Linked DNA regions of Mus musculus: all the other regions are linked to region 1. The links are chromatin loops, found by intact Hi-C in ENCODE. Cell type or tissue: left cerebral cortex. All regions are shown on one strand. Links, peaks and the distances in the headings refer to the core of each region. The heading gives the core; the rest is flanking DNA. Region 1 overlaps Magi2 (membrane associated guanylate kinase, WW and PDZ domain containing 2). Region 2 holds the start of Gm52766 (a long non-coding RNA gene). Region 3 overlaps Magi2 (membrane associated guanylate kinase, WW and PDZ domain containing 2). Region 4 overlaps Magi2 (membrane associated guanylate kinase, WW and PDZ domain containing 2). Region 5 overlaps Magi2 (membrane associated guanylate kinase, WW and PDZ domain containing 2). Region 6 overlaps Magi2 (membrane associated guanylate kinase, WW and PDZ domain containing 2). Region 7 overlaps Magi2 (membrane associated guanylate kinase, WW and PDZ domain containing 2).

The links. Peaks named below come from ENCODE experiments on the same cell type or tissue, not always from the same donor. Only the 100,000 strongest peaks of a DNase experiment are listed, where the experiment ranks them.
Region 2: a loop joins it to region 1, with 13 times the contacts of the local background. A loop is called at or near these places in 6 of 42 quality-filtered maps.
Region 3: a loop joins it to region 1, with 2.1 times the contacts of the local background. A loop is called at or near these places in 3 of 42 quality-filtered maps.
Region 4: it touches region 1 in a loop (3-fold over the local background); 4 of 42 quality-filtered maps call a loop at or near these places.
Region 5: it touches region 1 in a loop (2.1-fold over the local background); 6 of 42 quality-filtered maps call a loop at or near these places.
Region 6: it touches region 1 in a loop (3-fold over the local background); 3 of 42 quality-filtered maps call a loop at or near these places.
Region 7: it touches region 1 in a loop (2.1-fold over the local background); 2 of 42 quality-filtered maps call a loop at or near these places.

The regions. Positions count from the first base shown.
Region 1 is chr5:19,902,287-19,906,608 of GRCm38, reverse strand. The region is part of intron 2 of Magi2 (membrane associated guanylate kinase, WW and PDZ domain containing 2); the gene reads right to left. Among named protein-coding and RNA genes, the nearest start is that of Gm52765, 140 kb to the right of the region's middle. In left cerebral cortex, for the core only: no CTCF peak of the experiment used is centred there; a DNase peak (open chromatin) is centred at 1,845.
Region 2 is chr5:19,743,460-19,747,781 of GRCm38, reverse strand. The region is part of intron 2 of Magi2 (membrane associated guanylate kinase, WW and PDZ domain containing 2); the gene reads right to left. It overlaps Gm52766 (a long non-coding RNA gene), which reads left to right and starts at 2,249. Exons shown (of 3, transcript XR_003955726.1): 1 at 2,249-2,427. In left cerebral cortex, for the core only: no CTCF peak of the experiment used is centred there; DNase peaks (open chromatin) are centred at 749, 1,670, 2,230 and 2,483; H3K4me3 peaks cover 1,154 bases; H3K27ac peaks cover 2,646 bases.
Region 3 is chr5:19,549,288-19,553,609 of GRCm38, reverse strand. All of the region lies in intron 1 of Magi2 (membrane associated guanylate kinase, WW and PDZ domain containing 2), which reads right to left. Among named protein-coding and RNA genes, the nearest start is that of Gm25335, 36 kb to the right of the region's middle. In left cerebral cortex, for the core only: no CTCF peak of the experiment used is centred there; DNase peaks (open chromatin) are centred at 327, 1,357 and 1,969; H3K27ac peaks cover 934 bases.
Region 4 is chr5:19,520,528-19,524,849 of GRCm38, reverse strand. All of the region lies in intron 1 of Magi2 (membrane associated guanylate kinase, WW and PDZ domain containing 2), which reads right to left. Among named protein-coding and RNA genes, the nearest start is that of Gm25335, 7.2 kb to the right of the region's middle. In left cerebral cortex, for the core only: a CTCF peak has its summit at 2,547; a DNase peak (open chromatin) is centred at 2,516.
Region 5 is chr5:19,754,101-19,758,422 of GRCm38, reverse strand. All of the region lies in intron 2 of Magi2 (membrane associated guanylate kinase, WW and PDZ domain containing 2), which reads right to left. Among named protein-coding and RNA genes, the nearest start is that of Gm52766, 11 kb to the right of the region's middle. In left cerebral cortex, for the core only: no CTCF peak of the experiment used is centred there; a DNase peak (open chromatin) is centred at 2,230.
Region 6 is chr5:20,699,818-20,704,139 of GRCm38, reverse strand. It overlaps Magi2 (membrane associated guanylate kinase, WW and PDZ domain containing 2), which reads right to left. Exons shown (of 23, transcript NM_001170746.1): 23 at 1-2,070. The coding sequence ends at 2,014. Among named protein-coding and RNA genes, the nearest start is that of Gm52763, 20 kb to the right of the region's middle. In left cerebral cortex, for the core only: CTCF peaks have their summits at 887 and 2,531; DNase peaks (open chromatin) are centred at 952, 1,335, 2,019 and 2,499; H3K4me3 peaks cover 1,723 bases; H3K27ac peaks cover 3,050 bases.
Region 7 is chr5:20,222,449-20,226,770 of GRCm38, reverse strand. The region is part of intron 5 of Magi2 (membrane associated guanylate kinase, WW and PDZ domain containing 2); the gene reads right to left. Among named protein-coding and RNA genes, the nearest start is that of Gm25761, 110 kb to the right of the region's middle. In left cerebral cortex, for the core only: no CTCF peak of the experiment used is centred there; DNase peaks (open chromatin) are centred at 1,232 and 2,322; H3K27ac peaks cover 2,073 bases.

The DNA.
Region 1 (4,322 bases), core at 218-4,217:
TGGGAAAGTGAAGGTGAGAATGAGGCACATGGGAACTCCTGGTTGACCTTTGCAGGTCCACATGAGATTTTAATAAACAAGTGCTTTTGAGGGACTGAGGGTCAAATCAGCATCACATGTGTTAGGAAAATACCCTGCTATTGAGCTATATTCCAAGTCTTACCTATGCATTCTTAATTTCAAGATCCTGATGGCCCAACATGAGAAGAAAATGTTAGGCAACCCTCCTTATCCTGACAGTGGGGACAGTGATACAGTGATGGGCCTCAGAATGCAAATGGACTTGGAAGCCAAATCTCTTCTTTTTTCTCACACCTTCCTTTGTACCACCCTGCTCCTGGCCTGAAAGCCAGCAGGAACTGGAATTTCTTGTCTTCAAAAGAAGACATAGAAACCAATACCTGATTTCTCAAAAAAAACAATGCACAAGCCTAGATAATCTTAACATCACCTCCCTCTGCTCCCCTTGTTGGCTCTGCTGTCTGACTCATTTCAGGAGTCTTATCTCACAACCACAAGAAGACACATTAAGCCTGGCTGTGGTGGCGCACGCCTTTAATCCCAGCACTTGGGAGGCAGGGGCAGGTGGATTTATGAGTTCGAGGCCAGCCAGGTGTACAGAGTGAGTTCCAGGACAGCCAGGGCTATACAGAGAAACCCTGTCTTGAAAAAAACAAAACAAAACAAAAAAAAAACAAAACAAACAAACAAACAAAAAAAGACACATTAAAGAGAGGGGTCACAGACACACTAACAGATGGCTTTGAGGGTTCCACACTCAGATTTAGGTCCAACCTTGTTTTCTCAATCCCCTTTTCTACATGGTTGTCCACGCTTTATTGACTCTAAGTGTAGGCATATTCTACTGGAGCTTTGGACCTTTAAGCTAAAGGCTTCCTCATCCAATGAAATTGTGATCAAACAAATGTGTTGCATAGTCTTTGTCACTTTGCCATCTTTTGGTATAGAGGTGTGTTGCATGTAGCTTTTGCTACCCCGCCTAAACTCTAGGAATGGGCCCTACTGGCAGCCCCAACACAGCTTCCCTTTAATCCATGGATAAAAGACACAGACACACAGTTGTATATTTTCAACTTTGCCTTCTTGGCATAACTCCTGAGCATTATTAAACTCCCTCTACTATTGTGCCTTTATCAACACTCTTAGCTCCACACACTCCACCTGCCCTAAACTTTAGTTGCTCAGTGGCATCTAGCCCCTGATAAACAGCCTGTAGGAGTGGCCTGTGCGGTCACGGGGCTGTTCAACTTTTCTCCATCAGAAGCATGGCAAACTGTCTCTCCTCCCTATCATCCCTCTCTTGCCCCAAGACCCAAAAGTCCTGCCTACTCCTTCTGCCCAGCAATTGGCCCATGGCTTCTTTACTGACAGATCAAGAAGTAAATGGGGAACAGGATCTTAGCATCAAAACTTCTCCTACAGGGGTGTCTACATAATAAGGGTATTCCATATAGTATGCAGGGAGGGAGCAACTATCCTATTGCCTTCTACAGCCTATAAAAAAAACAAAAACAAACAAACAAAAATTTCTCTCATACAACCACCTCTTGCTCCCTCAAGACTGAAGTCAAAGAAAGGGAACATTGCCTGAATGATAGGGCCATCAAGCTGAAAAGCACACAGTCCCTTCCATAAACACCTTCTAAGCCAGACAGAAAATGAGTACCAACTATCCACCGCTTTGTATTTTTAAAGTGTTACCTTGCATGGAGATATCTAATTTGAGCTTTTTCAAATAAATTATATGCTAACTGGCTACAAAATTAACTTCAGTTTGTGCTACAAAAATTGGCATCCAAACATTGGACAGTAAAAAATATCTCTCTGCAGAAAAGTAAGTCAGCTTAGACAAATTTAGGAAGACCTAAAATTTTGCAGGATGAAACATGCAAGGATTTGAGCTCTCAGTCTCTTAGAACCACAGTGGCTGGTTCTATATTCTTCCCCTTTAGCATTAGGTGTTTCAGTTCCAAATTCACTCACAGTTTGGCTTTAGTGTATTTTGTTTTGTTCTGTTTTGTTTATTCTTAGCCTTAAAAAAAATTCCTCTTTGGCGATAGAGGCAATTTCCTTGAATGTATTATGCATGGTGCTGCCAGTGATAGAGAGAGATGGGCCTTCTATATTTTATTACACAGCATGTGGGATTTAGCCCAAATGTTACCATAAAACAAAGTATAAGTTCTTTGATATTTTAAAAGATATTTATCTAGTCTTTTTGTTATTTGATTAAAGTCAGAGGGTCATATTTAAAGAGGCCTATCTAAGCTTATCAATGAGGTGCTAACTTAAAATAAAAACACATTAATAAAAATATTATAGCCACTAACTAGAGCCATTGTTCTAAACCATCTCCTACTACTTCCAAACTGCTGACATAGGGTGAAATAAGTCGACATTTGTCTGCTCACGTTTTTACACACTATTCATTGAACAAATCCTTTTATACTAGGCACAAGGCTAAGCACAAGAAGGGCCCAACACAAACCATCTGAGATACTTAAACTATGGGTACCATTAACATAAAATAGAAATAGCAGTCTATAGTACAAGGCGTTGTGGGGATTCGGAAAAGGAAGACAGTTCTTCTTAGTGATAGGAAGAGCAGTAGAAAAGGGTGAGATTGACCTGAGCTGTTGAGTGTATTAGTTATCTAGCCGAGAAAAGGGCATCATGATGACAGACACAGCAAGCTGGCAGGGAAGCAAACATGGAGACCTGTGCAAGGTGGTGTGGCTGGACTGCAGGTGCTTGAGCACCTCAAAGCACAGGCTGGGTCTGGGTGGCTCCTGGCCACTAGCGAAACCCTTGTCTTCGCTTCTCAGGAACTGTATCATCTTTCCATTCTGTAGTCTTTTCTTCTTCTTCTTCTTCTTCTTTCTTCTTCTTCTTCTTCTTCTTCTTCTTCTTCTTCTTCTTCTTCTTCTTCTTCTTCTTCTTCTTCTTCTTCTTCTTCTTCTTCTTCTTCTTCCTTCTTCTTCTTCTTCTTCTTCTTCTTCTTCTTCTTCTTCTTCTTCTTCTTCTTCTTCTTCTTCTTTCTTCTTCTTCTTCTTCTTCTTCTTCTTCTTCTTCTTCTTCTTCTTCTTCTTCTTCTTCTTCTTTTCTTCTTCTCCTTCTCCTTCTCCTTCTCCTTCTCCTTCTCCTTCTCCTTCTCCTTCTCCTTCTCCTTCTCCTTCTCCTTCTCCTTCTCCTTCTCCTTCTCCTTCTCCTTCTCTCCTCCTCCTCCTCCTCCTCCTCCTCCTCCTCCTCCTCCTCCTCCTCCTTCTTCTTCTTCTTCTTCTTCTTCTTCTTCTTTTCTTGTTTTTTTTTGAGACAGGGTTTCTCTGTATAGCCCTGGCTGTCCTGGAACTCACTCTGTAGACCAGGCTGGCCTCGAACTCAGAAATCTGCCTGCCTTTGTCTCCTGAGTGCTGGGATTAAGGGCGTGTGCCACCATGCCCGGCTTCTGTCTTCTGTTTTTAACCAACTTCATTCTATTGTGTATATAATCCAATATGTTATCCTATTGCCTCCAAACTGTATTTGCTTGGAGACCCTGTTCTCAATGAACAGGATGCTGCAATTACTGTAGTCTCTTATGTCACAAAGAAAGAATAGATTGGCAAGTCTGCTTCAGCTGCATTCACATGTCCACATTCAGTTTTGGGGATGGGGGTGGTGTGGTGAAGGTCTTCAGAGAAGGTGACAGCAGGGCAGACAAACCAAAGTTTGTGAGAGATGCAATTGTTCAGGGAGAAAAGCTTGAGACGATCAAGTGAGCTATAGAATAGAGACAAAGGTCCCAGAAGCTGTTGAGAAGCAAGCCTCACAGAACCTGAATCAGGCAGTGTCAAAAGGGCTGTGAATGTCACACTGAAATGCAGATCTCCCAAGGAGCAACTAGTTCCTGAAAGATGCTGATCTCATTTTGAATTCTATACTTAAGAAACACAGGACACTAAAAGTAATAGGAAAACTACACAGTATTAAGGAAAACTGACTTAGGAAGACAGGTTCAAATTTCATACTCATGATCCCTTGTAAGTTAAATGAGAGACTTGCTTTTTAAATTTAAATTTGCTGTTCTAGGAAGGCTGAGATGACTTTTCAAAACAATATGAAGTAAATGTGTGTATTTTTCACCACAAATATTAACATATAGGCAATACTCTGTGCAATTTCCCCCTCCTGTAAGACCAGGAGAACATTCCTAACTTGCCTACTGTTGCTAACTATATGAGGGTTTTGTTACAGGTGTGCCAGACCCACTGTCTTGTACCTGACACCCCTTGCTTTTTTTCATCTGCTTTTATTCTTCAAGA
Region 2 (4,322 bases), core at 110-4,109, 160 kb after region 1:
TGTGTATACATACACAAGCACTATTCAACTATATTTACCTGTTTCTTGAACTGAAACACTCAGAATTGATGGTGATGTGAACAGGGTTTAGAATCCCAGGAATTATTATTATCAAGACCCTTTCAGGGCTAGCATTGAAAATAATGTAAAAATCAGAACCTGTTTGTGGGTTAAAATGTACAGCTATAAATTATTGCACTTTTTCCTTTGTTGGTTAAACAAAAATACTTTGAAAAGCCCAAGAAGGGTTTCTTTGACACCACCATGCAGAGGTTCTGGGATTAACGTTTTCTATTGTGTCTCAGGCTACATTTGCTCTTAGATGGCAGGGGGGGAATTGTTATTACCGGCTGAGTGAATGCCGCAGCTCTCTTTCTGATAGGGTTAATCAGAAAGGAATCAAGGCGCCAGCTTTGGGCTTCTGAATTAATGGTATCTTGAAGGAGATAAAAAGCCGCAGCAGTGAATTTATGAAGCCAAGTCTTCAAAATGACCCAGAACAGCTCATTGGTATAAGCCACAGATCTAATTGGCTAAAATCAAACAGGACCGGGAGTCTCAGTGCAGCTGGACCCGAGGCATGTTGTGGCATTGTAATAGGTAATAAGCCATATCACATGGAAAAGTCCTGGTCAGAAGAATCCCGGAGAATGTGTTACAAGAGAAGCAGGTTTTGGGGGCATTGCTGTGAGCCTTACTGCAGAGCCGGTGGTGTTTCTTTGAGACCGTGAACAGCTTTACTTGTTTTGCCTAGTTTAGTCCTCGAGTGACGCAGAAATCTAGAGGGAGGAATGTCTTTAGACAGTATATGGCAGGAAGGTTATTTTATACAGAGATGCAATGTGTTGCATAGAAACAGGGAGCCTTTCTTGAGCTACAGCTTTCTTTCCAGCTGCCCAATCAGCTAAGACAACAACTCTGTCCTCTGTCTGCCTATGCAAGATAGTTGGAACCCTCCTTCTCTCCACTTTTCTCTGATGTCTGGTGGTTTTATTTGTTTTGTTTTGTTTTTTGTTTTTTGTTTTTTTCAGGAAAAATCCTTGACTTTTGTCTTTTTCTACCCATGAGGCTGCCCACAGATAGGTTGTCTCTTATGCCAAAGCATGTGGAGCCTTCCGATTTTCAATCTTCCCCATAAACAAATGCTTTCTAACCATTTGAACTATTCTTTTATTCCTGGGAAACATTTTCCTTTAGCCTTACTGGCTGTAAAGAGTTTCCTGATCTGCTACACACACACACACACACACACACACACACACACACACACACACACACACACATACACACACACACACACAAACACATACACACACACATACACACACACACACACACACACACAGAGAGAGAGAGAGAGAGAGAGAGAGAGAGAGAGAAAGAGAGAGAGAGACAGGCATTTTTTTTATATTCTTACTTTAAAAAAATATAAATGTACTTGATTCTGTTCCTCCCATTGAATGTCTTCATTTGGTCAGCTCGGGGATTGACCCCAAGACCTCAAGCATGCTATGCAAGCATTGCCCCTTGTCCCCGTTTCTCTTGATATTCAAATCTTCACCTTTCAATGTCTATGCCAAACCTCGTTTTATGTAAGGCTTCTCCAGATCACATTGTCTCTGAATTCGCCACTCCATCCTCCAAACCAGACTTTCCTATTACGCTTCCAGTTACATATTTTAAGCAATGTGAAAACTGTTCATCTAAAATAGAATTCGAAGTCATGTTGGTACAGATCAATCTACCATATGTTAGGGAAAGAAAAAAAAATGTCAGATTTGTTTTAGTTTTCAAAGTCCAGCATATTAGCTAAAATGTTCCCCTACATAGCACAAGTCCCACAGGAAAAAAAAAAAATCCTGCTGCTTCTATAAGCCAGGTTGCAGATGCTGCACCAAGAGCTGACTGCCTCACGTCAGCTGCTATGCTTTTTATTACTCACAAAATATGCCTTCCCTTATTTTCTCCCCTTTATTTTTTTTTGGAGCTTCAGTAGATCATTTATTTCCACTAATGCACACTGATGGTAAACTTTCAAGAAGGAAAAAAAAATGTCCAAAAGGAGACAAATGGATAAATACCATGAATAGATTTTTTTAAGTTGTTTTTTTTTTTCCCAAAAAGTTTTTGCACCCTCCCTTACTAGGATATCTATGGTGATGTAGCTATATCTGGAATACATTTGGTGTCTCTGTGCCAAAAAGTACAGCTGCTCTCTTCAAATGCAACATTTGAATTTTCTGTCAGCTCAGGAATACTGACTATTAATCAGAGGGGAAAGGTATGCTGCAAAATTGCTGGAGAGCTCTTCATCATTCCAAAAATTTGTGTACTGGCAAATTTTTAGAATGGAAAATAGTAATACGGAGGCTCAGCGGCAGCAAGCTACATACAGTGGAGCAAAACCTCGTAAGGCGTAACCAACAGGTAGGTAAAGATACAAGGAAAGTGCTATAAATGCAGCTCCAGTTGTTCAAATGTACTTGCCCTAATTATGCCTGGGGATGGAAGTGTGCCCACAAGCCCATCTCCTGGAGGGAGGGGGCGTGTCTGTCTTATCTCTCATTCCCTGCCATGGAGAGAGCAGAACCCAGGGCACAGCCACTGCAGACGAAGCAGTTATTAGATTCCAGAATGAATGAATTCATGAATATATATGTTTTATTAGCAGCTATCCCCCTATTCTCCAATATTACTTGGGCAGGTTGAAATATAAGAAATGAGCATTACTTGGCTAATATAGAGTTAAATGGGCATGGACTATTTGACCACTCTGAGCCTTGGGTTATCAATTTCTAAATGAAAGGAAGGGCTTCCTGCTTGTACCAAAGGGTGGTTTGAAGACTGAATGGTGTTTTTCAGATGCATCTTACAAACACTAAGGTACTGTAATATACAATGCATCGTTTTAATAGAACGTTATTTGAGTAACGTTAAATTTATTCATGGTTGTTGACCTGATTATTTTTAATGGTTAAGTATATAAAAATCAGAACGCAGAGTAAGGTTTTACCAAGGCTGCCTCTTGGGATTCTCATATGAGGTTATACTTTCACAACTGTCGGAACAGATTATGCAGAAATTTAAAGATGCAGAATATTTGCTGGAGAAAAACACATGGCTCAGGGATGTGTTGCTAATTCTGATGGACTTTACCACACTTAGGTTGGCTTGCCCCGTCTCAGGACCAGGGAATGGCTGCAGGTAGAGTTGTGCATGGTGTCTGTGCTCTCCCTTGTCTTCTCAGTAACTGATTGTTTTCAGTACATGCTTTTCATGTTTTGATTAAAAATTCATTTTAGGAAGATTATGGATGTGGAATATTTTTTAGAATAGCTGCTGGCAACATTTAGTGGGGACAAATTATCCAATTTTCCCTTTGAATACTCCAAGAGAATGGCTTATTATTAGCAGCATTTCTCCCATTAGAATTTTAGTAGAGACAACTTTTTTAATTTTACAGGAGAGATACTTCCAGTACATTGTCTTCTGTTTTAAAGTCACGTTTGAGAATGTGCATGACCAAGACTCATTAATTCAAATAAAACTAGCTAATTATATACTTTTTCATAGGCGTTAGACTTTTTTTCCCTAAACAAAACAAGAGAAATCAAAATTCCTAATATTTGTTGTTTTGCTCTAAGTATAAAAGTTGTAAATCGCTCAAGTTCCTGTAAAGCAATCAGAACTGATCTGTCTTGATTCATGGCTCTTCACTCTTAGTCATGCAGCACATGCTAACCACTAAGTGACACACAGTAAAAACACCTGGTTACAAACCTCTGGGAGCCTAGGCCTTACTAGATGTGCAGTTTCACCTTTGAACAGAAGTATACTGTCTCTGCCTTTACTCCTGCATTTCTTTCCCACACCTATTGCATTATATTATTATTATTATTATTATTATTATTATTATTATTATTATTATTATTATTATTATTTTGAGAAAGGATCGTACTACGTAACCCTGTCTGGTTCTCTGTAAACCAGGCTGGCTTCAAACAAAGATCTACCTGCTTCTCTGTCCCAAGTGCTGGGATCAAAGGCATTTATTAATCACCACATCTGGATGTCCTTTTAAAAGGTATCTTAATGTGTCTGGTCACCTTTCTCCCCTATTTCATTTACTACAATGTCCTCCAATCTGAGGCCTAAACATAATGTTTTCACTTTTGGGACAAGTTTTAATTCTCTGAAGCCTTCATTGGCTCAGTGGCAGCACTCCCACCCCAGATTCTTTTTTTTTTTTTTAATTCAAAGAGATGTTAGAGAACATTTATTTCAACAGTCTGTAAATTTCCAATAAGAAGTTCCTTATCCCT
Region 3 (4,322 bases), core at 69-4,068, 350 kb after region 1:
GTAAAGTAGAGACATGTGATTTGTAATTAGGGCATTTGGGTACAGTGTGCTCGGGGCAGCTCCTCAAAACACGTGTTCCACTCATGCAGGGCCCTGTTGCATGAGAGGACAAAGATTTCCTTCCTCGATAATTTGGGTTTAAGAATAGGAGAAAGAACTTAAGTTACTAATACATTTGGAAAGCAGCCCCACATCTTTAATATTCCTAGCTGTATTGGGAATCACAAGAGACATTGACTGGAGACTTTTACTTTAAAGGATCTAAACACTATACTTGTGCCTCTTCACACCTTATAGTGTGAGATGTGAATCGTTTGTGTTTGCTTACTAGGTGAGAAAAAAAGTCTTGACTTTGCACTTAAAATCCCACTCTGTATTGCTAGGTTGAGTAATTCTTTGGAAGTACAAGATCAGAACAGACGCTTGACAGAGTGGGAAACAAATGAACTCCAATCCCACAGTCTGCTAGCATCGCTCTGGCCTCTGGCACTCACATCCCACACGTCCTAGCCAGTCCCTTCCTGCTGCTGAGACCTCATGGGCTGATTTATGAGTCTCATAGTTTGGAAGGTGCATCTATGATGTGATTAATTTTGGTTTAATGTTCCTTGGTCTGGCCCCCTTGTCTCCTTGACTGTTACAACTTCCTGGGCAATTTCTTTTTCCTTCTAGTGGGAAGCATTGGTTATTCTGGGCAAATGTTTTGTCCTGATGGAGTAGAGCAAAATTTGTTTTTCCTGTGCTAATAGACTCTGCTGTATTTATCTGGCTAAACCTCGGACCCAGTGCAGGAGTCTCCTTCAGATGAACAAAGGGACAATCCAGTGGCACAATGCAGGGTTTATAAGTAGATCTCCAGCTTAGAATCCCAGGTAACCACTGACTGTATGGGACAACATGTTTGGATTACATATCGCTTTTTCCTAGCTGCTGGTCTGGAAAAGTAGAGCTTGTTCTTTGGTATTATGATGAAAAAATCTGTAAATGAAGACATACAGAATCATCCCAAATAGCATGTGGGTCATAGAAAACAAAGGTAACCTATCTCCTCAGCTTTCCCAGAATTCCATAGTTTAAAAGCATCAGGGAAAGGGGGGCATTTAAAAAATAATTCTGACTAAATACATTTTACTTATTCCCACAAATTCATTTTCAGCTTACTTTGTATCCCCACAAGCCTCCCATACCCTTGGTGGCTTTCTTAAAACTATCAAGGCCGTCATTCTGTTAGAGTTCTGCAGGTGAGGATATTGGGGTGCTTCAGCCTGGGAGCTAAATGGTGCCTCCTTTCAATCCACTTGCACCACCCGAGCAGGTAATAGAAGAGGCTCCTGCACCTCACAGCCTGTTCGTGACAGAAAATGTCAGTAAAACTTTTGATGTCCACCCAGGGCTAAGATGGACATTTTAGCACTGACTTCAAACCTACAGGTGAGCCTTCCCAGGCTTCCTCTCGCCTAAAGAGAGCAAATATGCATAACATTCTTACTTTATTCACCCTTTCCAGCATTAAGGATCATACATCCAGGAAATCTGGGATATTATGTAAAGACCAAATCTAAGAATACTAGGATAGAAGAAGAGAAAAAACCCACACGTTCTTTACATTCCATTACTTTATCTAATTACCTCTCTGCCTCTCTGCAAAAAGTAAATTTTATATGCCCCATCCTAGACTCTTAAAAATCAAGGGACCAAGGGACAAAGCAAAAGAGGCCAGGCCAGTACTTGAGGACTTTAGGGGAAGGGGTCAGAGTGGATCACAGGCATGCCTAGGTAGAGGTTGGTCCAGTGCATAGCTGAATCTCACAGCTTGAATTCAAAGGAGCTGGGATCAAGTGCCAGTCAACTGGCCTTAGCTACAAAGCACTGGCTCCCTGTCTGTTACCCAAAAATGATAAAAATTCCCAACCCCAGTGCCACTGTGACAGAACGGATTGAGGCTTTCAGGGTGCAAGAGCAGGTTGGCTTGCTTGGGTTTGCTGTAAAGCAACACTTCCTGCAGAAGGTGAACTCTCAGTAGCCCTTCCAACACTAACTCCCACACATGGTGATCTGAATGTACGTTTTCATACTTTCTGTAGTAGCACTCACCAGTGAACACAGGAAAGGGCTTCAGTGAGTGGTGAGCTGAGGTGTGGGGTACTGGGCTATGCACGGACAGTCTGGTCTCCAGTCCACCTGAGGTCTGAACCTCAGAGTGGCAATAATTCACCTACATGGCATGGTAGAGTAGGCGTTCCCTCATGCTCCTGGAACTCTGGCTCCTGTCAAAGTTACCGCCCACACAGCACCCCCCCCGCCCCCCCAGGAGAAGCATGGTTAGTAGTCACTTAGGCAATGTCTCAAGCTTCTGACCGTCAGGCTAGACTCCTCCCCAGTTACCTAGCAACAGCAAAGATAGCAGCATACTTTAAGAGGGGCTGTTTGGCCCCTCCTCACTCTCTCACTCCTCTTGCTCTTACTCCTCTTACTCCCTTTACTTTCCTCTCTCCTTCCCTCTCTCCTCTCACTCTATGCCCCCCTCTCCCTCTTACTCTCTAGCCTTCTCTTTCTCTCTTCCCCTTCTCTCCTCTTGGACATGGCCAGTCTCTTTTTTCTCTTTCCACCTTTTCTCTTCCCCCCTGCCTTTCTACAATAAAGCTCTAAAACCATAGACTGTCTCTGTTCATCAAAGCCTGCTGCACTTGGATGATGGGATAGGCTTTCTTCTAATGAGCCATTTCTAATCTCCCCATGGAAGGAAGGCCTTCCTGTGCTCCAGTCAAGGCCTGCTGCGCATACTCTTGCCTGTGTGGGAACCTTTCTCCCTAAGCCCTCTCTCCCATAACCCTGGGGCTATAGGGTGTCATACTGAGGACCCCTGGTTTCAGGAGCTACCCCTTGTCCACCCCCTATCGAGTGAGGTCAGTGGCTTAGATGCCCACCCGGGGCCGAGTAGAAAGTGTTTGGTAGCCCTCCCGAGTTCACCTGCCCAGATGGCCAGATGTGGGCTATCCTCTCTCCCCCTTCTTCCTTTGCCCCCTTTTAGTTCCCACACTGAGGTATAATGAGCTGTAGAAGGGACTTGAATATCGATTTTTGTTTACATTTTGAGGGGCCACAGTCTAGATCTTCCATTCTTACGGCTAAAGATGTCAACTGAATTGTAAACCCATGCAATTGAATATATCCATAGTGAAGAAATCTATGTCTTTTCTGAAGTACACACTGAGGCGCTCCTGCTGTGGCATTAGTTGGTCTCTAAGTAATGAAATTTCCAAATATATGCTCTTAAAGTTGAGATCCTATCTATTGCTGTCCTCTAATTCTATATTGCCCTATACTTTTCTGCCAAGCATTTTATTTTGCATTTCATCTATATCCATTGCTTGGGTTTATTTTGTTTATCAGACTTGATGCTTGTTTTTTAATATACTCATTAGTAACTCATTTCATCCACTGGAGTGTTCATGCCTCAAGCCTCTCTTTGACTTTCCCCCATCCCTGGAGAGCAGAAGAGGGTGAAGAGAATTTCCAGCTGCAAAGTGGAACCAGGAGTTTCCTGAATTGGGACAAGACCCAGGTCCTCTTTGCTCCTTCCTAGAATGCTATTCCAAGGTTGCATTTGTATGTATGGAGTAATTTGCATGCTGTGTGTTTTGGAAACTGTGTAAGGAAGGAAAAATGGTCATGTCTGCCTCCTCAGCTCATACTAACTATATTCTGGGACATTGGCAAGTATGCTTCTGGTACTGGTATCAGCTTTGGAGTCTATCAACAAATCAAATAATCTTCTGATTTTATATGGCACATTTCAACCCCTAACATGATTACCATATGGAAATATTAATTTCTCTTTGATGACTGAATGACTTCTATTATAACATGAACCTAGGCATGGGCTTTTATAGATACTTTCTTGGGTAGGGCCCAGGTTTTTATTAAACTAATCAACTTCTAAAGAGAACTTCATGAGAGCTGCAATTTAGCCCAGCTCCGATGAGCCACATTTTTTCACATGACTTTCTATCCTGTCTGTGTCAGCTCAGGATATGGGTAGTGTGAAGGTAAATATGAAATTGTTCCAGTGAATGATGCAGTTTTCACCGAGGACCCTCTAGTAAAGGACACTGATCCACGTGATGAGTTTGTCTTTCCAAATCTTTTTCAATTTTGTTGTTACATTAAGAAAAATATAGTTTAGAGCTCTCTTTTTATTACTGGAAAATATTATTTTTGCAACACCCAGTGTCTCTTAGAGCCTTTAGCAGGAAAGACTGCAAGGAATTTATAATCCTTGTTTTATGTCAGTTGTATTTATTTGAATTTGTAGCTTTATC
Region 4 (4,322 bases), core at 182-4,181, 380 kb after region 1:
ACAAAATATGGCCAACATGGGTCACTTACTTCCTCATAAATACAAGACTGATTTTTTTTTTGTCCTGCAGCCAAAGTTTGTGGTAGTCTTTTGCAATAGTCTTATCATTTAGTTATGGGGGAAACCAAAGCCATGATAGTAGTATTATTTCATATCAAGTAAAGGTACATATATAAATGTCTATGTATGTCATATGTATTTTAGATTATAATATAGATATGCTTCTTTACTACAAGCTATAATAAAACATTGAATTTCAGTGAATTATATGTGGTTAAGGTAATGAGTTAACTGTATTCTACCTTTCTGGTGAACAAGATGACACAGTAAACTGTTTCAAAAATTAAAAAAAAAAATCACTTTAGCAAACTTGCATGCATATGCCAGCTTTGAAAGTATAGTTGAAGTTTTGAAAGGTTAATCACAAAGAACAGGTATTGCTTACTTGAATTCTCACCACTCAGGTCTATAGTTTAGAAACTGTTAAAGAATGAAGGAACCTGGCAAACAGGGATATGCCAGTGCAACACAGTATCCTCAACCATGAGAGGCAAGAACCTTAATGCACAGACAGGACTTACATACCAATTTTAAATGTACTGATTCTATAACTATAGATCAATCCTTGCAGAGCAGAGACATGGAATTGGATTGAAGTGTTTACATTCACAACAAAACAACAGACAACAATGAAGTCATCTTTTTCTTATCAAATTTTGTAAGAGATGATGATAGAGATAGAAATGTTATTGGCGGTGATGTAAATTGATATGTATCATTTGATTCTCTTGTTCAGCAATGTGTCCAGGATCTAAAATGTTATTTTTTTGACCCAGTTATTCCATTTTATACAATTTCTCCAAACAGGAATCGTTTGAAATATGCACCCTAGTTCAGCTATTCTTATTATTTCTTATAATGATGCTAATTATATGCTCTGCACGCTCTTAAGTAGAGCAACCTGCAGTAAATGCATGTTGTCATTTGAATACATTTTAATGGAAGAGGAAAAAAAAACTCAGTCTAAAACCAAAATAAGCTAAATCAAGACTTTCTACTTTTAAGTAGGGAAAGATGATTGGAAGAAAGTCAGAAAACAGTGATTTTTCTTAGACATGGCAGAGAGTGTGGTTAATTTAAGTTTTCGTCTTTATATTTCTCCATTTGTCCACATCCTTTCAATAAGTGAATAATCTTTCTCTAACACAACAGCTCCATTTACTTTGAAACCATCTCAACTCCCTGCTGCCCTTCTGATCCTGCCATACTGTGGTTCTCCTAAAGGAGGAGATTAGGATGGCTTCAAATTCACACATTCCTTTGTTTTCCTTATCTAAATTGGGTCTCTGAAAAATGAAAGCCTGGAGGTGTTGTAAACTGTTCATTTAAGTACAATTAAGCAATCCCCCACTCAAGTCTCTTTTGTGTTTGGCTGTTTTTTCTTTATGTAAACCTAGGAGGTAGAATTCATCTCTAGTGTTTTCATTCATCTCCTGCCTCACCTACTGAGAACCAGAATTTGCAGGAGCTATCAAATCTGCTAAGACAATAGCTTCCTATTAAACACGAATTAATAAGTTAATCCTGTAGAAGATAACAAATCTTGCAACATAACTGCAAATGTTATCATCCCTTCAGCTTCAGCATAAGGAGTGCTGACTACTTTATATCACAAATGAATGTAATGGACACAAAGGAGTTGCAGTCCAACATCCCTTTAAAGAACTGGGGTGTTAGCAAAGACTGTAATCTTGCCCAGGGTCTCACCTGGTCTTGAAACAGCCCATACCAAGTGATAGACTCAGATGGGAAAAAATAAAGTCTTTCTCTTTGCAGGCTGATGTAGGAGAGCACCCTGAAAGGCCACCTTTTGGGGTTGGGTCTGCACAGCAATTAGAGCTTTCCTTCTGATGTGGCATTGGCTCATACCTTCTTTTCTACAAATCTTGACCTTGGAGACCATTGGAAATAAATCTCATGCCAGGTAAACACAGAGAACAAACCTAACGTGAAACACTGAATCGGTAATCTAGATACAGGTGAGCTGGTGGTCTAATTAATTTTTTAATGTCATAAGTAATGAATAAAAATGTAGAATTAGAGATAGTTATAATAATGGGAAACACCCAAATCATTACCTTAAAGCATTATAGGCTCTGTAACTACGTTATTGGTTATCATTATTAAAGGCCATTAATTTATACAATTGTATAATATACTGTAGTCCATATCCATGAGAATTTGAATATAATTAAACTTGAAATATTTTTGTGAGAATCTATTCTAAACAGAAACACCTTTTTTTTTTTTTTTTTTTTTTTTTCTGTTGCAAGCTCTTTAAGAATTTCACCATTAGTGATCTGAGGCAAGCAGCTGACTCTGGCCCTTGCTCTGATCCTCCTGTGGCAAACAAGACCATGCAAGGTTAGCAAACTGAACCTTGACACTGACACTTCTCACAGTGTTTAAAGTGTTGTAGAAACAGCAGTTAAGAACTGCTAAATCAACCTGCTGGTCTTTGAACTGAAGCTCTTTGCTGCCCTCTGTAGACAAGTCAATGTGAAAATGGCAAGGTCCTTAACACAGAAACCATTAATTTTATTCAGTTATGATACATTTGTTCTGAAATATTTAACTAAACAATGGACCAAACAGAGGATCTCTTAGTCAACAAGGACTTAGAAATTCTTTTCTGAGATCTTAATTTTATCACGTTAATAAATTCCCATATTTTAAAATCATTGCACCAAAATAAGCTACATATTTGAATACACTGGGAATGTAAAAATATAGCAAACACATATGTGCACACGTGTGTGACCTGAAGAATCAGCAGTTTTAATTTTTTGAGTTTTTAATTATTGTATGTATTTTAACCATGTTTCCAGAGTAAAATACTCTAGACATTAATATGGACAGAACATTTTGTAATAAAATGAAGAAAATCTAGGAAACAAATCAGAAATAAACAAATGGTATGCCAAGTGTGATATCACAGGTGCTTATTACTTGTAATACTTAGAGGAATGCATATCAAACCACCATAAAATACAATCTCACCCTAATCCAAATGGCTGTTATTAAAAAGAACAAACAACAATAATGTCCATAACATTTTGAAGAGTGAACAACTGCTTCACACTGCTGATGGGAATGTACACTAGGAAAGCTTTAAGGTAATCAGCTAAAAACATAACTGCTAGCTGATAAAAAAAAAAAAAGTCCCCATCACCGAGCATTTATATAGAGAAGGGAATCAGGATGCCAGAGAAATAGCTCCGTCTCTGCATTTATTGTAGCAGAATTCACAAAAGCAATGAGATGGAAACAATGTAAATGTTCATCAATTAGTGAATACTTAAGGAAAAGATCTTCCATCTACTGCAATGCAAAACTACTGAGCCATAAAACAAATGGAATCTTTCCTTTGCAGCAGCATGGGTGCAAGGTGGAAGACGTCACCTTAAGTGAGACAAGTAAGAGGCCAGAAGTCACGAATGCTGTGGCTCTGACCAGGTGTGGAAGGCTATGTAAGTTGGTAAGAAGATGCAGTGTAGAAAAGTGGTGATCAGACACTGAGAAAGGAGAAAAGGTAAGTGAACACACAGATTTTGTTTATGATGGATATTAGCTAGGTGACGGATGGTATATATCAGAATAATATATTTATCTGTTTTTAATGATGCTTCATTTTAAATATCAAATACCCAAAAACATAGTTTGTAGGAACTTAATTGCAAAGACATAAATATTTGAAGTGATAGACTTGTCATGATCCTGATGTGATCACTACATAGAGCATGCTTGTATTGTACTGTAACCCGTAAATATTAATAGCCATGTGTCAAATCAAATGTAAAAATCTTCAAGAGTCTTATAACTTATAGAAGAAATATTCTGTGACTAAAAACAAAAGCTAGTGGTCATAGTCTCACTTAAGAGTCTTCCTTGCCTTTGATAAGATGCTCATGTCTGCTTCCTTGTTGCCATCTAGGAAAAGAATAACTCCATATTGCAATTGAGAAATCTCTGTGGACCCTGCAAAGCTATAGGTATGGTGGGAAGGATGGAGGAATCATAATATAATAATGGCAGCTAAGAGCTGAGTGCTTACCCTGTGCAATCCATGGTACACATACTTCACGTAAGTTACCATTCGATCTTGCTAAACATTGCAAGCTCTTTGAATTTGTCAATCTTGCCATTTTGTTGAGAATGGCATTCTCTGAAATTTGATCAGAATGTATCTATTTCTACAAGTAAGGAAGGTCTACATTTTATTTTAAAGAGAAAAAGCTTGTCTATATCTCATACTAGTTATC
Region 5 (4,322 bases), core at 225-4,224, 150 kb after region 1:
CACTACAACATGAGGAATTGTACTAAAGGGTCACAGCATTAGGAAGGATGAGAACCACTACTCAAGAAGTGCAGAGAAAATACCTCTGCTTGGCCCTGCAGTTGACTGTTTACCAATCACAATTTCTTTTATTTCTCTTCTAGTTATCTTTAAGATTACATCCCATTGCCAATGCACATTTTTCTTCAATATTTGTAAAAGATTAAAACTGAAAACTAGCTGCACATACCATTGACTAATAACTGAAAGTCTCATTACAAAATTAAAAATAACATACAATTATATGTATTTGTATATAAATAAATGCTGTTTTGAAGTATGTTGAATGACAAATCTGGATAATTAACTGATGGATTAGTTCATGTGCTTGTCACTTTTATAGTTAGAGCACATTATCTATTCTCTTAGAATTTTTCAAGAATAACGGTACACACCTGCAATCAAAGTACTCAGGAGATGGGTGTATGAGGAGGTAGAGTTAAAGGCCAGCCTGGGATATATTGTGAATTCTAGGTCTACATGAACTACAAAATTAGACCATGTTCCACAAGTGAAATAAAAAGCTTTTAGACACTATCTTGTACAATAGACCTCTTGAAGTATTTCTCCTTTGTAATTGAAATGTGGTATTCTTTGAATACCTTCTCTTCAAGACTAATTTCCAACCACTCTCAGTCCTTAGGAATAAAACACATTACTATCAATTTCTAGGTGATAAACACTTTCAGATTCTGTAGATAAGTAATTTTCCATCATATTTTCAAAGTCAACCAAGGCTGACACAAAGTACAAATTTGAAATGTCTATTCAATGAGGCTATATACAAAGAACTAAGTAGATTAACCAATGAGTCAGCAATTTCCTTTTCTATGGTATTTACATTTTAAATGGAGACCAAGTTGTAATTGCATTTTGTAATTTGAACTGATACGAAAAATCATTTGTTTCGTGCAAGAAGATTGAAGCTAGGGTTAGGGTTGAAGGGTTAAGGTTAGGGTTAAGGTTACAGTTGAAGGTTCCTTTTGCAAAAGGTGGAAACCCACACACCATGAGTAGCATTTGAGGAAAAGTCAGCCCTTAGCCACCAACTGCCCTCTTAATTTCATGTTTGTTGAACTACTAACACAAACTTATTTTAAAGTTTGTCTTATTAACAATGCTTTTTACAAAATAACTTGGATGTCTTTATTGATCTCAATGTGGGACTTTAGGGTCACTATGACATAACATGAGCAGCGCACTGGCATGATGAAGAAGGCTAAAGCAGGGCGGCATAACATCAGAAACAGTGTCTGTCTTCTGCTACAGACTCTGCACCCATTTCTCTCCTCTAGTCCTGTTCTGCATTCTTTATTCAACTTTTCAGTCATTTCCCGAATCTAGCTGTATAAAATCGGGATGATAGACTCTAATCTATTCATACATCATCAAAAATAAACCAATAGGGATGGAATATAGTTCAGTCAGTAGAGTTCCTGCTTATCATTCACACCATCTTGATCCCACATAAAGCAAGTATAGTAGTACATTTCTGTAACCCCAACACTTAAGAGAGACAATAGAATCAGGATCACAGAGCCATCCTCAGTTTGATCACAAACACAGGGAGTTTGAGTTCAGCTTGATATATGAGACCCTGTTTTAAGAAATTAAAAAAAAAAAAATCAGTGGCTACTCTGATTATTAACCAATATGACTTACAAATTGTTGTGATCATAAGGGCTAGTTCAAATTCACCTAGGAAGTTAGAGGCAAAATCAAAAGTGAAAATTCAATCTCTCTGCACCTTGATTCTCCTATTCTTGAATTTTAAACCTAATAGCAACCTACAATCAGGTACAGTCTAGATATGAGGGTGAAATATAGACTAAAATATTCATTAGGAAGAAATGATTTCTCAGTCTATCTACATATGAGTGAATGTATAAGGTCTTCCAATAATTTGAGAAGCATGACTATTGGGTAGCCTGGCATAATTTATCAATATTAAACTTTTCTTAATTTGATATTTTCTTTATTTACATTTTAAACGTTATTTTCTTTTTTAGTTTCCCCTCCAACCCCCCTCCCATCCCCTCCCCCATAACCTTCTCACCAACCCACCCACTCCTGCTTCTTGGCTCTGGCATTCCCCTATACTGGAGCATAAAACCTTCTCAGGACCAAGGGCCTCTCCTCCCATTGATGACAACTAGGCCATCCTCTGCTGCATATGCAGCTAGAGCCATGAGTCACACCATGTGTTTTCTTTGGTTGGTGGTTTAGTTCCAAGGAGCTCTGGGGATACTGGTTAGTTCATACTGTTGCTCTTCCTAGGGGGCTGCAAACCCCTTCAGCTCCTTGGGTCCTTTCTCTAGCTCCTTCGCTGGGGATTGTGTGCTCTGTCCAATGGATGGCTGTGAGTATCCACTTCTATATTTGTTAGGCACTGGCAAATATTAAACTTCTTTTTCCCCCCTAGTTTTTAGGTGTATTTATTTGTGTTCTTGTAACTTATAGCTTTACTATACTTCAATGTCAAAATTTAGATAGCTTATTTACACCTACTTTATTATATATATATATATTTCTTTATTTACATTTCAAATGCTATCCCCAAAGTTCCCTGTAACCCCCCCCCACCTTTTTCCCTTTCCTAAATTATTTCTTGTCCTGAAAGGCAAAAGCATATTTTCACAAAGTGAATTTTCCACTGTGTTTCAATGATGTGGAAGGCTATATTACACCCATGTTAGATCCTGACTATAAACCATAATGCACTAATGGCTAATAGGTTAATATCATAGGAAAGTTTGAAATTATACATTTGTCCATTATACTTAGTGAAGATATTTTAAAAGGTCTGGAATTATACATTTAAAATATGAATTTGAATGATACTAATGAAATGGCTACTTCCTCTGTCTCATTTATTTTGCTGGCTTTCATATTTACTTCTATGTATTGCTATCATATAGTATTTATTATAGATAATATTATAAACTTTTGCATTATAGTAATATAGTATTTATAATTCAATGAATTATATTTACTAAATATAATTTCTACATTTTAGAAAGTAAGATACAATAGCTACTTCTACTGACATACATTATTAAGAAGAATTAAAATTCTACCTGCTACCTGAAACTCTACCAAAATAACAATTATCAACAACAGCAGCAAAACCCCACTATACTTCAATGTATTTATCAAAGGCAGATGTGGCCTATCACCACAATAGCAAGAAAAATCTGTTAGCTGGACTATGACAATGAAGTTTCCTTTTGAAATATTAATTATGGGATGTCTTGGCATGTACATTCATGAGGGTCTTTGTAGTTTTATCAAACATTAGTTAATAAAAATAATACCTTTATTAACTGAAAATACAAGGTGGTTTGTATTAAAGATGTATTCCTTTTAATTTGGACACCAGTTAATTAGTATATTTCATTGTTTAGGTAACTAACCGTCTGAAACTACATTCTTAGCCTAGAGATATATCTGAAGTTTTTTGTTGTTCCCAGATATTTAAAACATGATCAAGTCAATGAGACAGAATCAATTTGCTCAGGTAAGTGCTTGCTCAGTAAATCTCAGTTAACACTTGCTGAATGATAAGTCCCAAATTAAATTGATGCCTTGGTCTGGTAGAGTCCAAGTCAGATGCTACATTTACAGTGTTTTGTTTTGTTTTTGTTTTTTTTTTCCTCTCTCTCTAAAAACAGTTTCAATAAGAAATGTCCCCAAGGAAATAGTCACTACTTCTAAGCAGATGTAACAATGAGCAGTCCTCTGCCCATGCTGCACTCTTGTGCTGAAGTCAGAGTAAGTGCAGACCAGATGAGCATTCTGATCTGACTTGTGAGCAGATATTATTGAATTATCCACAAATTGGTGAATGCTAATCATTTTCTTATTTTATCTAGTAGAACATCCCTAGAGTTCTACTAGAGATTAAAATACTCTTCAATGGGATATTAATGAACAATTTTAGAAATGCATAATTTAATGAACTACAGTAGCTAAACTTAAATTTAAAACTTAAAATATACGCTGAGTGGATTGAACTGATTTTATCTTAAAATATGATTATGAGTTTAGATGAGATAACACAAACCTGGGCTTGTAAAACAAAGAAGATTCAACATTTAAAAACAGTCATAAACCAAAATATTTTTGTATTAACATATAATTGTGATAAATAGCATCATAAGTTCATTCTTGTTGCAATGATTTTCACTTCAATTTACTATACAGAGGCTAGATTAAATTCTGAGTGTTATTGTAGCAGATTACTACAAATGCACTGAATACAGTGATAAGTCCTTGTCTTGTAA
Region 6 (4,322 bases), core at 192-4,191, 800 kb before region 1:
GTACGATGGAAATTAAACTAGGTAGTGTCCAGAGAGTGGGAAGACTCATTGAGACAGCAGTTACATGTGACCTGGCGTGATGGACCCGGCTTCCCTCTTACTCAACAAGTACTTGTGTAAGGAGCAGAATATCTGAAGAGTTGAAGCCTCAGTTATACAAAACATATTCATGACAAAATGCCTTCAGACATTTTGTCTTTAAATATGTGCAGCTACAATAAATACCAATGGATAGCTGACTAATGTTAACGTTTGACAGTTTTTACTGCAGGGACAATCGCTGACCTGCGATGGTAACCCGGGGACATAAAGGTGCATCTATAGATTGTTAGTGTAACAAAAAGCATTAGCAAATTGGAGGCGAAAAGCTACAGGTGGAAACAAAAAGGAGATCAAATAAGGAAAGCAGAAAGGAATGCCAAAGGACTTATGTTCTTTAATGAAAATAAATTAGTTATCATAATGCTTTCAATATTAGAGATTCTAATTTGAGAAATATAGGACAAATACTTTGTCAAAGTGCAAATGAAGAGCTTTAAAATAAGACAATCAAATAGGTAAAATAGAAGATTGCTAACAGAGCAGCTACGTATCTCTGAGTGCCTGGGATGACAGGAAGCCTTTTCAGGAAGGAACTGCAGCGTTGTCAATCTCGATTAAACAGATTATGGTCTTTTGATTATCAAACTCATTATTTTAGAGGCAACCAATTAGGATCTACGAGCTAACCTGCAAAATTCTGACTTACGGCAAACTGCTCCCTAGGATACAATTTTTAAAACCTTTTTTCCCTACTACTGAAAATGTACAGAAATGTGACTTGACCACAGAAATGGCAGTAAAAAAGGCATCACACCAATGAATTCACTAGGTTTCTAACTCATCCTGCAGTAGGCAGGGGACGCTGCTGCTAATACCGTTGGTGGATGCTGAAGGGGGAGCCATGGAAACGTAGCATGGGAGAACAGTTCTGGATGTTTCAAAGAAACCCTTTATCCCCTGTCTAGATATGTCAAGAACGATTTATTTACAACACTTTAGATCAATTAAAAGATATAATCTTGTCTCAGTTTCCGCTTGCTCCGTGCAGTTTGATTTTTTTTTAAGGCGATATTCCAGTTTGTGATTGCTCTGAACTTGTCCAGTTTCTTGATATAAAGTTTGGATGACATCCAAATCCTTCATGCAGTGGGGGGAACTTTTTTCTTTTTCTCTTTTTGAATCTAAAGCTACACTGCACTGTCTCTCTGTGATGTTTGCGTGATTTTGGTTCTTCCGTAGCTGCCAAAGCTCCCACCATGGAACCGGGGGCTTTAGGATCAGTTTAGGTCTGCCTGCGCGCACACCGTGCCGTGCCGCCTACGCGCGTCGCACGCCGGCGCTCCCGGGCTTCGGCGCCTCGTATAGATCTATGCGTGTGACAGTGGAAATAAATTAAAACGCCGTGAGACGGAACCCAGGAAGATCGGCCTGCGTGGAGGCGGGCGGGGGCCCCTCGCCTTGGGGCTCATCTGCCCGCGGCCGAGGCGCCAGGCTGCAGGGCGCCCGGCAGCTTGTCGGAGCCCGGCACCTTCCAGGGCCCCGGCGCCATCGTCGCCTTGCGCGCTGGGCCGCCCCCCGTGGGCCGCGCTGCGGGTCGGGCCCCCGAGCGCACACCCACCTTGGCCTCGGCCTCCCGCGCGCCCGCGGCCCCGAGGCCCTCACGCCGGCCGCGCAGCGCCTCCTTCCCGTCGGCCGCCTCCGAGGCGGGCCTGCCGGCCTCGGGCCGCCCCTGGCCGCCGGGCACCTCCTCCAGCCTGGGCCGCGCACTGCGCTGCGGGCTCGCCGAGCGCTCCCTCTGCTCCCCCAGGCGCTGCTTCTTCTGGCCGCCGGCCGAAAGCTCCTTTGGTTTCCTAACGTCGTGTTCCCTTTGGATATCCCAAGTTGGGTCTGGGCCTATCTGGTGGGAAGGGTCGGAGGGTGGGGCTGGATGTGATGGAGAGAATGGAGAGAGGATGTCTTCGAGGGAGACGCCTACTTCCGGCAGGCCTGGGGCGGCGGCAGCGGCAGCACTCCAGGCGTGGGGTTCGTCTGTGGACAGGAAGCACAGGCGTTAGGGCGCGCCGCGTCCCCGCGCTCCAGCTAACTCCCCCACCCCCATGCCGGGGACCCGGGCTGGCAGCCAGGCGGCTGCTCTCAAGGGCCCCGCCACATCCCTCAACTGCCCAGAGGGCAGCCAGCCGCACCCCGGGGTTCCGTCCCCCACCCGTCCCGGGCAGCCATCGCTCAAGAGTTCAAGGCACAGCTCGGGCCTAATCCCTTTGCCTCAGTCTGCTCTTAATTTCTGGGGTCACGCCTAGCATGGCCACTGACTTGGCAATAAATCACCGGTTCTCAGACCTCACTGTGGAAATACAAGTTGCCCAGCGACCCAGCCCAGCAGGTCCCAGCAGTATAGAGACCAGGTGCTCCTCTGTTTTTAGCAGGCCTTCTGCGATTCTTGGGATGGATCTGAGTCCTCCTCAAAGGAGTTGGGTGTGTGATTTTCTCAGCCGTTAGGTGTCGCTCAAAGCATAGTTCTCAGCAATTGCCTAATAACCTTGGGATTTGGATTGATTCATCTGAAAACTATCATTGCTTTCTTGCCCGAAAAGAAAATCATTGTCTTTGATTTTTTTTTTTTTTTTTTTTTGTAGTTTTAACATGGATGGCTCCTAGACTAAGATAAACGGGACTGATTCTAGAAAGCCTAGCTTTAAGGCCATTGAGGATTTACTCTGTTGCCTTCCAAGCAACTATGTTGACTTTCCAAAAAAGTATATATAACATAAAACAAAACACTGGCCGGAAACCAAGTAGGGGGCAGATGTGTTGGATTCAGTGAGTTAGTTATGACCACCAGCAATAACATTTCCCTGGAATTTTCTTACCCCAAGGCAAAATCAAGCAGGGAAATTCAATACAGGAACCCTTGATATTTGTGAGGAAAATGTCTCATGACCTTTGAAAAGATCTTAAGTTTTATAATTCTCAGAATGTTATTTTCTCTAAGGAATTAGTATATGAGTGGGACACAAAGAAGCCACATTTATATTGAGTTCTGGGTGGCTGTTGATTCTTTTCCACTAGTAGGTGGTAAGGTTAGTGATCTTGAGTCCGCCCAGCTCATGAATACCAGGAGCCTGCTTTGTTTTAAAGTTGAGATGTGTATATGGTACTTCTTCTGATGGTGACTTAGACGAGGACAGGAAGAGGACAGTGGAGTTGCTCTCTTCCCCAACAGTTCTGGCCACCTTTAAACTATCAGAGTAGTTGCACACACTTTGTCCTTTGCTGTGAGATCTGAATAGGTCACTCTGAGTACAGCCTTATCTTCCTTCTCTCCATAAACTGATGTCCATGAATCTTTTCAGTTTGGAAACCAAGTATCCTTGGTTACCTTCGGAATAATCTGGAATTAGTCGATGTGTTCAGTGGAAACCCCTACTGTGGGCTACAGTTAAAAATCAGACTAGCATTTGATAGAAAGCAGCAACTTGCCAGTGTAGGAAAATATGCCTGAAACAGTTAAACACGAATTCTAAAGACCTGGGGGGGTTAGTGCCCAGGACCATGGTGATGACAGTTTGCATGTTAATAGCTCGTACTCCCACCATTATATCACATATGGCCGAGGCAATGAGCTGGCCTGAAATCACTTCTGAGACACAGGGAGAGGGTAAGTAGCTTGACCAAAATTATTGAATGAGCACCCTAGAGTAACATTTGGGTTTCTTTACCCATTTTACTGAGTGAGAAAATTGTCCCAGCCTATTGACATGCAAATAAGATTAAATCAAGTGACACAGACCTTAGTGGCCATCCTGCCTAAAGGCGACCGGCCCCATCTCCCAACAGAGCACTTAGCATTTGTTCCTCAGAACCACGTAAGGTATTGAACAGGAGAGTTCTGGTCAGACCATGAGAAAGATTAACTCACACATGGAGGTAGCTGCCCTTGGCTTGGCCTGGGATCGTCTCTGAAGCCTTATTCTTTGTCCTTCTCCTCTTTCCTATCTCCAATCACTCTTTATGATAAGCTAGAAGATGGGCTTATCTACAAATGCAAGTCTTACTATAAAAAGATTTTTTTCAAGGGATTTTAATAGGCAATCAAATACTTAACTGAAGGAGAAAGGAAAAGTTTTTGTGTTCTACCCCACTGAACCCAGTGGTGCTTTAGTGTCAGCTCCAGAGGATACCTCTGTGTATTCACCTTCATATACCACGGCTGAGTATTTCCATAAACAGGCTGGACTCAGAGCTTTATGCCACCTAGCCTCCTGTTCTCCGACCTCATCAGG
Region 7 (4,322 bases), core at 239-4,238, 320 kb before region 1:
ACCACCAAGAACGCTGCTGACTAGCTTGTTTTTGATGGCTCTCTCAGCCTACTTTCTTATACACCCAGGACTACCTGCCCAGCCTTTGCACTGCTCTGAGCTCCCTAGGTCCTCATGTCAATCATTAATCAAGAAAACGCCCACAGGTATGTAATTCCACAGGGCATTCTGATTGAGGTAACCCTCCAATTGAAGTTGGTCCCCTTTCCCAGTGACTGTAGTGTCAAGGTGACAAAAAAAAAGTAAAAAAAAAAAAAATTACAAAAAACATAACAAAACTCCTCAACGCTAACCAGCACAAACATTAAGATCCGTGAGTTATGAAATTCAGAGGCCGAGGAAATCCCCTTTTCCTTTAGTCATTCCTGTGAGGCAAGGAGAAAATCCTACCTGTAACGTTCCTCAGCTGTATGAGCAGTCAGCAGCAGAGGGACTGGATGGGACGCTAATGGCTTAATCAGGTAATGTCTGTGAAGTCGACCAATAAATAAATCATCTAGCAAATATGCCAGCTTTTACCCATCCCTCAATTTGACCTCTGTACACCTGGTGTTGCCACATTATCAAGTTTCAAGAGGGTTGAAATTATTGTGGACATGTTCATCTGGTCCTAGTCAGATATCAACATAATCCATTACTTTCCACTTAACTGAGGTGAGTATTCTGAACGTGGGGATCAGGAAACAGGCACGAGGCATGGTAGTGTTTTATGACAGAGGAGAAGCACGAACCTCAGTGAGAAGATCACAGGTTCCTGTGTGTGTGTGTGTGCTCGCACACACATGTGCCTGTGCCTGTGCCTGTGCCTGGGTGTGTGTTCAGTGGGTGCGGTGTACATGTTTACCAGTGACCATTTTGTACCAGGTAGGGGAATACATCAGGAGATAGGCAAGAGGCAGAAATGTCCCCCCTTTTCATCCACACTTGGCTTTTCTAAATTCTTTATCTCTTTTGGAGAAAAGTAATTTCCAAGTTCTTTAGACTATCCATAAAAGCAAATATATCTATGGATAAATATTAAGGGGCCATTAGTATGCCACCACAGGAGTCAAATTAGCATTTCTATACCACACTAGCCTAGGTCTCAAACACTGGCTAATTTAGGAAAGAGCTGTGAGCTCCCAGCTTTGCTGAGTTTATATAAAGCATTTCATTACAGAATATGGATTTTTAGGTTGAACTAGCGTTAGCAGTGTGTCACTTTAATACATTTTGACAGATTGAGTCTCTTATAGTTAACAGTATTTTTAGCTGTTCTTCAGAAATGATTCTGAAAGAAATGTGGGTAGTAGTTACCTCCAGTAATTGTCTTAAACATCACATGAAGACCCAGCACAGTATTTCTCAATAGTGGCGCTCAGCAGCCTTGTAATTTGCATGCTCCTCCAAGATGCCTTACAAAGGGGATATTTTTAATGCCTTTGGGAGACAACACACTAAATAGCTTTTCCACTTCCCTCAAATTATGTATTTTAAACCTTAATAATTCCATTTGAGGATAGGATTTAATGGTGGGCAGGAAACCACACAAAATGGGATCGTTGAGAGTTCCCCCTACCCCCCCAGTCTGGATGCTATCTCTTCTTAAATTCAAGGAAGGAATGTCTTTTCATTTTGCTAGCTAGGGCAGATTCAGGTGCTTGACATCAATTTTCTATATCTATCCAAGATGTGTGTCACCAAAAATGACATTAAAAGGAAATGCTGCTGCAGTATAATCTTATACTGTGCTTTTCCCCGATGGGCTTATTTATACCAGGCTTTAACAGAGATGGACCTATTTAGGTTCCATTTACACAGAGACTGTTCTTATTCTAGTGAATAAATGGTACATGCATTTCCATGAGCTTTGAAACATAGTAATGTCTCAATTTATATGTTTCTATAGATGAAGCTAAATGCTCATGAAAAGAATCAATAGCTATTCAGGTTTAGTTGATGTCATGTTTAATAACCTTGATGAAAATCCAGAACGCATGGCTTGTCCTATCTACCCAAAAAGCTCATGTTAAACTACACATTAAGCACTGTAATAAACGATAGAGGACTATAATAAGCCAGAATTGGAGAGTCATTCTAGTTTAAATTCATATCCCAATACCTTGGAGGATATGCACAGATTGACCTACAAGTGGATCAGGAGTGCCCATACATGTTGTGCCCTTAACCTTTGCCAAGTTGGCAAAGCATCAAGTTAAATAATAACATCTCATCTTCTCACGCAAAACGTGCTTCATCTCAACGGGAGAAGCTACTTATAGCACAGCAGTCACGTGGAGGCAAAGCTGCAGAGCCTGCCTCTCACTTCTGATTGGTTCCTTGTGGCTGAAAATCATCATGCATCCACTTTACAGATGCAGAAGCAGAGGTTGAGAAGCCCTGGGTAACTTGTCCAAGGTTACATAACCCACACATGGAGCTGAAAGGACTGGAGTAAACCCAGAGCCAAGCAGTCCCACACTCATGTGTTTGACTATCTGAAAGGAGACATGTGTGTTGTTTCCCAGTCTCTTTTTCATAGGAACATGTTTCTCTCCTCTACTAGTGGTTATCAGGGATCTAGTCTGATCTCCTGATAGTCATTTAGAAGAAACTTTTCATACGACTTGAAGGTTGCAATCACTAAATCCACTGAACGTGTTGAATGCCTTGTGCTCAGCAGGTATTTGCCATATTAAACTGCATGTGCACAGAGAGCACTCGGGGTGAGCAGGCACCAATAATGCCACTAGAAAAGTGTTCTTCCTGAAGTCAACTTAAATTTCCGATTCAAGACACTGGCAAATTACATTTCAATCCTTCACATCTGACTTCTTCCCCCTAAAATAATTTTTCTAAAGAACTCATATTTGTGTAATTTGCATACAAATATTAGGTCTCCGGATTTAAAGTAAAGACTATACTAAAATAATGATTGGAGATATAGCTCAATGGTAAAGTGTTTGTGGAGTCAGCATAAGACCTTAGGTTTAAGTCCATGTAATGTCAAAAAAAAAAAAAAATTAAGTTAATCAGAAAATGCTACAAACAGGTATTCAGTGGAGCAGAACTTAATAATTTTTCTACAGTTTATGCTGTGCTTTCTCCCCCATCCCATATTTTTCACACTTCTTGTTTCACCCCCGTCAGGATTCAAGCCCCATTCTTAGGAGCAACTCACTTCAAAGTCATCTTTAATGCATGCTTTCTTTCCCTTCTCTTTCTGTTCGATTTCTTTCACCTTTATTCTGACTTTTCCATACATTACTAGCTAGGCCAAAACAAGGTTTCTTATATTCTATGCATTCTTGGATGGTTTTCTTTTACAATTTAAATTTGATGAGTGCTACTAATTCAATGTTTCTCCCCATTCTCTGTAAGTCAACAGGTTGAGTCAGGAGATAATTGAAATGTGTGTGGACATTCAAGTTTAAAAAGCAGTCATTGTGTAGTTTCAGAATAAAAGTAAGACAGACTGTTGACTGCATTTTGCTAAAATCTAAACTAGAGTTATTTAAAGTCATATGAATTTATTCCTATATCATAGCCAAAACAAAGCAAAACAACTCAGGATTATCTCCTTTTCCAAAGACTTTCTCTTCTTTCTGTATTTTCATTCAAAAAGAGACCATTAGAGGCTCAATAGATATAATTGGTTGGAAATATATTACCTCTAATTAATTTTGGATATTTTCCCTCATGATATGATTTATTAAAAGACTTACTTTATGAGTATGTGAATTCATATAACATTTCTTTACGTGCATGTAACAAGCATTTTCCAAAAGAAATTTTATTATAACTATTGTTTTCCCTATTAGAGATATACATTTTGTAAGATTTTGCCTAAAATACTTATTTCTTGTCTGAAGTTTAACCATGAATCTTGTGCAGGTACAGAAAACCATGTAGGAAGGAAAAATATGAAGTGTATCTATTATTTTTATAAAACATATAAAGCAAATGCAGTCAAGCTTTGTGCCTGGAAGTAACACGCCGTGCCGAGAAGAGAAAGTGGTTCTCTGATGTTGCCAAGTTAAGAAAAAAGGCTTCTATTTCTTCACAATAAATTCCCAAAGTATTTTATCTTCTAGCTGTGGGAAGCTTTTTTTGCTGGACATGATTAATGATGATTTACTTAAACGTAACAAGATACAGAAATAGAAACAAAAAGGAAACACAGTGTGTGTGTGTGTGTGTTTACAGGTTAAAACAATTTCATCTCTTACACAGATTTGAAAACCAGCTGCACTGCTAGCATTTTCCACATGTGTTTCCAGTGTCAAAGCCCGTCATTGAAAACTGCATTATTTAAGGTGCCAAAGTGTCCACACCACTCTTGA